Linked DNA regions of Homo sapiens: region 1 is linked to region 2. The links are chromatin contacts, found by Hi-C or POLR2A ChIA-PET in ENCODE. All regions are on one chromosome and are shown on one strand. Each heading gives the region's core, a stretch centred on a gene start or an enhancer-like site at or near the end of the contact. The rest is flanking DNA. Distances are from core to core; before and after follow the strand shown. Region 1 overlaps LINC02815 (long intergenic non-protein coding RNA 2815). Region 2 has its middle 59 kb from the start of RHOU.

Region 1 (2,737 bases), core at 51-2,550, 340 kb after region 2:
ATGGCTGGAGTGGGAAAAGGCTAATAAAAAGAAGCAGGACACAGTCCTCAAGGCCTCAATCATCTATTACAGAGACAAAGTTTATAAATGGAAAAAGTACTGCAAGGCAAGCCGTGATTCAATTTCCAAGTGGGTTAAACAGATCAAGTCTCAGTTTGGTGAAGAATTAAAGTAATGAAAGAATAGAGCATTACACAGAAGTCACAATTGTCATGAATGGGTTCTTATCAAAGAAAAAGATTCATTTGTTTGATTTTTCAATTAGGTATTTTAATTCTGTACTTCTAACCTACTGAAATTGCACCAAAATCCACATCCCTTTGTTCTCAAAAAACATCTGGCCATACCATAGTCAGGATGGCTGGGCCACCACACTTCCCCAGCAGGCAGGCTAAGAGCTCTTAAGGACAGGTTTTTTCAAAGGCAGCAAGAGGACCATCCATCCCCTCAGCCAGCCAAGGCTGTTCCTCTTTGCCTCCTGAGAATCTGTTTTTGTAGCACTTGGAAGCATATACTAGATACTCAAAAACCAGCCCACTGCAAGTCAAGAGTAGAACAATACCAATATGACATCATCGGTGCCGAACGGAGTGGCCAAAATAGTTAAGATATATTACAGAAATCTGTATTACCAGGAATGATGTAGAATTCTTTGAGTGTAGTGAGAATGGGGGTGAACCCACAATTTACAAAAGATCCTACCTTCATTTAAATGCACTTGGTTAGGAGGATCCCAGCAAAGCTACTAGGGAAGGACCCAGAGCCACAAGCACCTGTGGGCCAGGCTCCCAACTGGCCCTGCTGGTGGCTGTGTGTGGGGTTGCAGCCCAGCCCCAGCAGTACTAGGCAGGGCACATGCAATGGTGCATCTTAGGTCTACGTGGGCTGTTGATCAAGAGCAAGGCCCAGCCGTCTGCAGCAGAAACGGAACAGGAAGCAGCCTCTGGGGAACAGTTTTTATTTTATTGTTTTAGAGACAGGGTCTCACTCTGTCACCCAGGCTGGAGTGCAGTGGTGTAATCAAGGCTCACTGCAGCCTTGACCTCCTACACTCAAGTGATCCTCCCGCCTTAACCTTCCAAGTAGCTGAGACCACAGGTGCATGCCACCATGCTGGCTAATGTTTTAAATTTTTTGTAGAGATAGAGTCTCACTATGTTGCCCAGGCTGATCTCAAACTCCTAGGCTCAATGATCCTTCCACTATCTCAGCCTCCTAAAGTGCTGGGATTATAGGTGTGAGCCACTGTGCCCAGCTAATCTGGACAAGATTTGAATCAGGGCTTCTGTGGCAGGAATAGTGTGGGAGGGTTTCACTTCCTCTGGGAACTCCTCTCTGGATTACTACCCTTCCCCCATATCTAGGTTAGGGTCACAATGAAGGCTCCTGCAGTGTCCTGTTCTCACCTCTTCTTCTATTACCCTGCAATGGAATCATCCATGTACCCATCTATCTCCCCAGCTAGAATAGGTACACCTTGGGGATAGCATCTGTGTCTGATTCATCTTTGTATGGAGCAAACAATATCTGGCACACAATGTGTGCACAGGAAATGTTTGCTACTGTTATTGAATGTGGATTGCAAATCAGGGAATCAAGACCCCATTGGGAGCATGTAGGGCCATTTGCATATAGGGGAGCTTGTTGTCCTGAGACCAAGTGTGAGACTGGAGTCTCAACAAGCAGATGAGACCTCAGCTGCTGCAGAGATGTAGCACAGAGCCCACCTGCTAATCAGGGTGTCTTAGAAACTCAGAGGGCTAAGTTCGTGGTTGGACAGTCAGTATGGTCCCAGATATCAGAGCCTGTAGTTGCATGGGGGGCCAGGAAATGTTACAAGCTGACAATTTTATAAGAACACTCATTTTCAGGTGTTCACTGTCCATTCAGTATGAAGACTTACTCTGAGAAGCAGAGTTGACACCGGCCACCATCAAGCAATAAAATCTAAAATCTAAGGCTGCCAACATAGTGATGGTTCTGCCTTCCCCTATCCTCTGGAGGGACAGAGAGGAGTTCAAAATGCCTCCCTAGTACTCAGTGTTTTGTGACTCAGAGATGGTGTTTATTGCCTGCACACTCTTCTAAGCCTTCTGAATATCCATGCAGCCCTTCCTCCCAGCTCAACCAGAGCAATTGACTGATGCACTGGTATAACCATCTCCGGTTACATGTTTACTATGCCAGGGAGAAAAGGAATTCTTATCGTAAATCACTATTCCTTGCAAATGTATTTGCCAGAATCAAAATAAAGCTAAAGTTAGACACAAAATGGGATGGGACAGAAACTTGCCCAAGCAAGGTCAGAGAAATAGGGGGAAGAAGAGGTCTCAGCATCACTTTGAGACTCAGGACAAGACTTTTTCCATCCGCCTCTTGTAATTCTGGGTATCAGTGAGCCCAGTTGGGAATAAACAGCCCCGAGATCAGTAGTGGCTACTGGGTTTTTTCTTGTAGGCCTGGGGGCAGTGGGACTGCGACAAGGCTATCCAGGCTTGCCTGCTGCCTGCTACCAGCAGGGATTGCAAAGCAAGTCCATCAGCCCAGGGCATGGCTTCCACGGTGAGAACCGGGAGGAGAGCCCATGCTTGCAGAGCAAGTTCTTGGTGGCAAGCACCAACCTCTTTCAGAGAAACTTGATTGATGGCAGCACCCTACTCATATCCAAGAGACGTTTCTGCCTGTCGGCACTGATGACCCAAAGCATGCCCTGCTCCTATGGCCAGGAGGTGGACCC
Region 2 (2,763 bases), core at 198-2,697:
GAAGCAACAGGACACCACCAACAATTTCAATGCACTTGAATTTTGGCAGCTGTGTTGGAAGTGACTGATGTGGGAAGAGGCTGTAAAGGGGGGTGAGGGGGTGGCCTTTGGAGGTCTTTGAGTGCCCCAGGCAGGAGACAGGAAGAGACAATGGAAATGGGGCAGCAGAGGCCAAGGACAGAAAATAGGAGCTCCCTTTAACCTAGAATCTGCTAAGCAGGGTGGGTTAAAGGAGAGGTAAGAGAAAGAATAACTTTGAGGTTTCTAATGTGAACAGCTGAGTAAAAGGAAAAAGGAATTGTAGCAGTGGATGTTACCCCAACTGACATCTTAGAGTGCCCCATAAGAAGACCCTGGAGGCTTTGTCTCTGCAGAACATTTTTGTGCACTGTTTCCTTCCTGCACAGCCCTCCCTGGTGGCCTGGTTTGGTGTCTTGGTTGTGGTCTCCTGTCTGGTTTCTGCATCTATGCCGAGGCCTTTCAAAGAAAAGTTTAATCTGAACAATCCCATGACATTGGCACTGGGTGCTCTTGACTCCAAGGCCTTCGGCTTCTGCTCTGCTTCATCCTACTCTTCTTGTTTCCTACCTTGGCTTCCAGAACTCTAGCCCAGGGGCCCTTCTTGTCCAGATTAATAGGGAGGGAAGAAGAGGAGAAAACTGTTTTTGACATGTTAGGCTAAAAGTGTCTGTGGGACATCCGTGCAGAGATTTCCAGTGGGCAGGTAGGAAAGAGTTCAGAGGAGAGGAAGGAACCATGTTTAGAAGCCGAAGACATAGAAGAATGACCAAAATTACTCAAAAAGACCATACATGGGAGAGCTAAAAGAGAAGGAAAACTGAAAATTGACCTATAGGCAATGCCATTTGAGGTGGATATGACATGAAATTCCAGGGAAGAAGAATGAGGAAAGACAATCACAAAAATCACAGTGGACAAAACGGGGAATGTGTGCTAGAGTCAGAGGAGGATTTTTGAAGAAGAAGGAGGAGGAATGAACATCTGTATAAAATTGTTGCACAGAAGTGATTTTATTTAAACATTAAACATTAAAACATTTACTAGCCTTCCACTATATGACAATTGCTATACCAGGAATAGGGTTATCAGAAGTAAATCAGGTTCAGTCCCTGCCTGTAAGGATCCTCCAGTCTAGTAGAAGATAAAAACATAAATAGACAAGTGGAATAAATTGTAGGTTACACAGAGAACTAAAAATCAAACATATTGAACAGGTGGGAACAGACTTCCATGGCTTCAGAAAGGTGATGACTTTCAAGACCAGACAGGAGCTATGTGCAGGTGTCCACAAGGTGAACCATCGGAGAGTTTCAGAGAGAGGAAGGACTAGGAGCTCCCACAGAGCTGGTAGAGTAAGTATGGCCAAGGATGAAGGATGAAGTAAGGGGCAGAGAGAGACATGAGTTTGAAGAATGTTCATGGTTCAGACTACTGAGGGCTTTGTAGTTTGGAGCAACAGGATTTTTGCTCATTTGTGAGTTTCCTGTGCCAAACCACAAATGGAGTGACTCAAAACAAGAGAAATTTATTTTCTCACAATTCTGAAAGTCAAAAGTCTTAAATCCAGGTGTGAGCAGGGCTGCACAGCCTCTAGGGGCTCTAGGGAAGAATCTGTTTGTAGCCTTTTCCATCTTCTGGTGGTTGTTGGCTTGTGGCCACAACACTTCAAACTATCCCTCTGTGGTGACATCGCCTCCTTCTTTCACTGTGATCTCCCCCTTCCTCCCTCTTATAAAGATACTTGTGATGGCATTTAGGGCCATGGTTCAAGCTTATCTCCACATCTCAAGATTCTTAACTCATTTGCAAAACCCCTTTTTCCATATAAGCTCACATTTATAGGCTTCAGGGATTAGGACCTGCATATATTTGGGGGCTGTAATTCAGCTTGCTACAGTCAGGGTTGGCAATTAGTTATACCTTCCTGGGAGTAAAAGACAGAATGGATTGGAGAGACCCATACTGGAGTCAAGAACATCATCACTTTGGAGATTACAGAAGACATACAGGTTAAGAGGTGACTGAGACCTGAACTAAGAGAGCAGTGGAGGTGGGGATGGGAGTGAGATCTCAGTGGAAAAGTGTCAGTAGGGTTGGGTGGTTCTCAGTGTCTCAGTGGGGTCCTGGGGACAGAAGCCCAATCACACATATCGAAAGCGACAGCAGATTTCACTTCTTTTCAGTCATCTACCGGGTACTGAGCTAGTTGTCAAAGGCAATGATAAGCCAGCATGTGTCTGATAGCGTGGGAAGGAGCTCTGAAAACAGGACCAGAAAGGAAACGGAGGTGGGGAAACAGATTCTCTAATTCCTGAGCATCTTTGAAGAAATCCACTGTAGGCTGTGTCATTCTGTCTCTCTCCCACTGCAACCAGAAACCATCTAGTAGGGTGGTGGAAGATATTAATTGACTAAAAATCCTTTGAAATTTTGAGGCATAAAAAATTCCATCTAAGAAATTTGCTTATAAATAGGCCCTGAAATAGGCAATCTAGATCCCAAAGCCACTTGCAAGGTAGGAATGGAGGAACGGCCTTCTGCAAGCTCTGTTTTTTCTGCAGTCAGGTGACTTGGACTCACCAAGACCTCCAGCCAGTGCCACAGGCCAGGACCCCCACCCCTCAAGATACCCTAAAGGTCCAGGGATCCCTAGACAGTACGGGAGTGCAATACCAGACTGCTAGCTTCAAGGGACTCAAGCAGTAACCTTGGGGCCTGATAATGCCAGGTCATTTGCACCTA

The links. A loop is a pair of places that touch in the nucleus more often than their neighbours do. ChIA-PET counts read pairs that join two places held with the same protein, here RNA polymerase II (POLR2A). Pooled maps may share reads with other maps.
Region 1: a loop to region 2 is called in a pooled map, with 2.0 times the contacts of the local background. The contact joins two enhancer-like sites. A Hi-C loop is called at or near these places in 1 of 50 pooled maps. POLR2A ChIA-PET finds 5 or more read pairs at or near these places in 2 of 52 experiments (H1 and WTC11).

What each region holds. Positions count from the first base shown.
Region 1 is chr1:229,136,156-229,138,892 of GRCh38, forward strand. The region is part of intron 1 of LINC02815 (long intergenic non-protein coding RNA 2815); the gene reads right to left. Among named protein-coding and RNA genes, the nearest start is that of LINC02815, 17 kb to the right of the region's middle. Within about 2 kb of position 1,301, at least 2 of the 41 ENCODE cell types and tissues checked have a DNase peak (open chromatin) inside an H3K27ac peak, as active enhancers do.
Region 2 is chr1:228,792,809-228,795,571 of GRCh38, forward strand. No RefSeq gene overlaps it. Among named protein-coding and RNA genes, the nearest start is that of RHOU, 59 kb to the left of the region's middle. Within about 2 kb of position 1,448, at least 2 of the 41 ENCODE cell types and tissues checked have a DNase peak (open chromatin) inside an H3K27ac peak, as active enhancers do.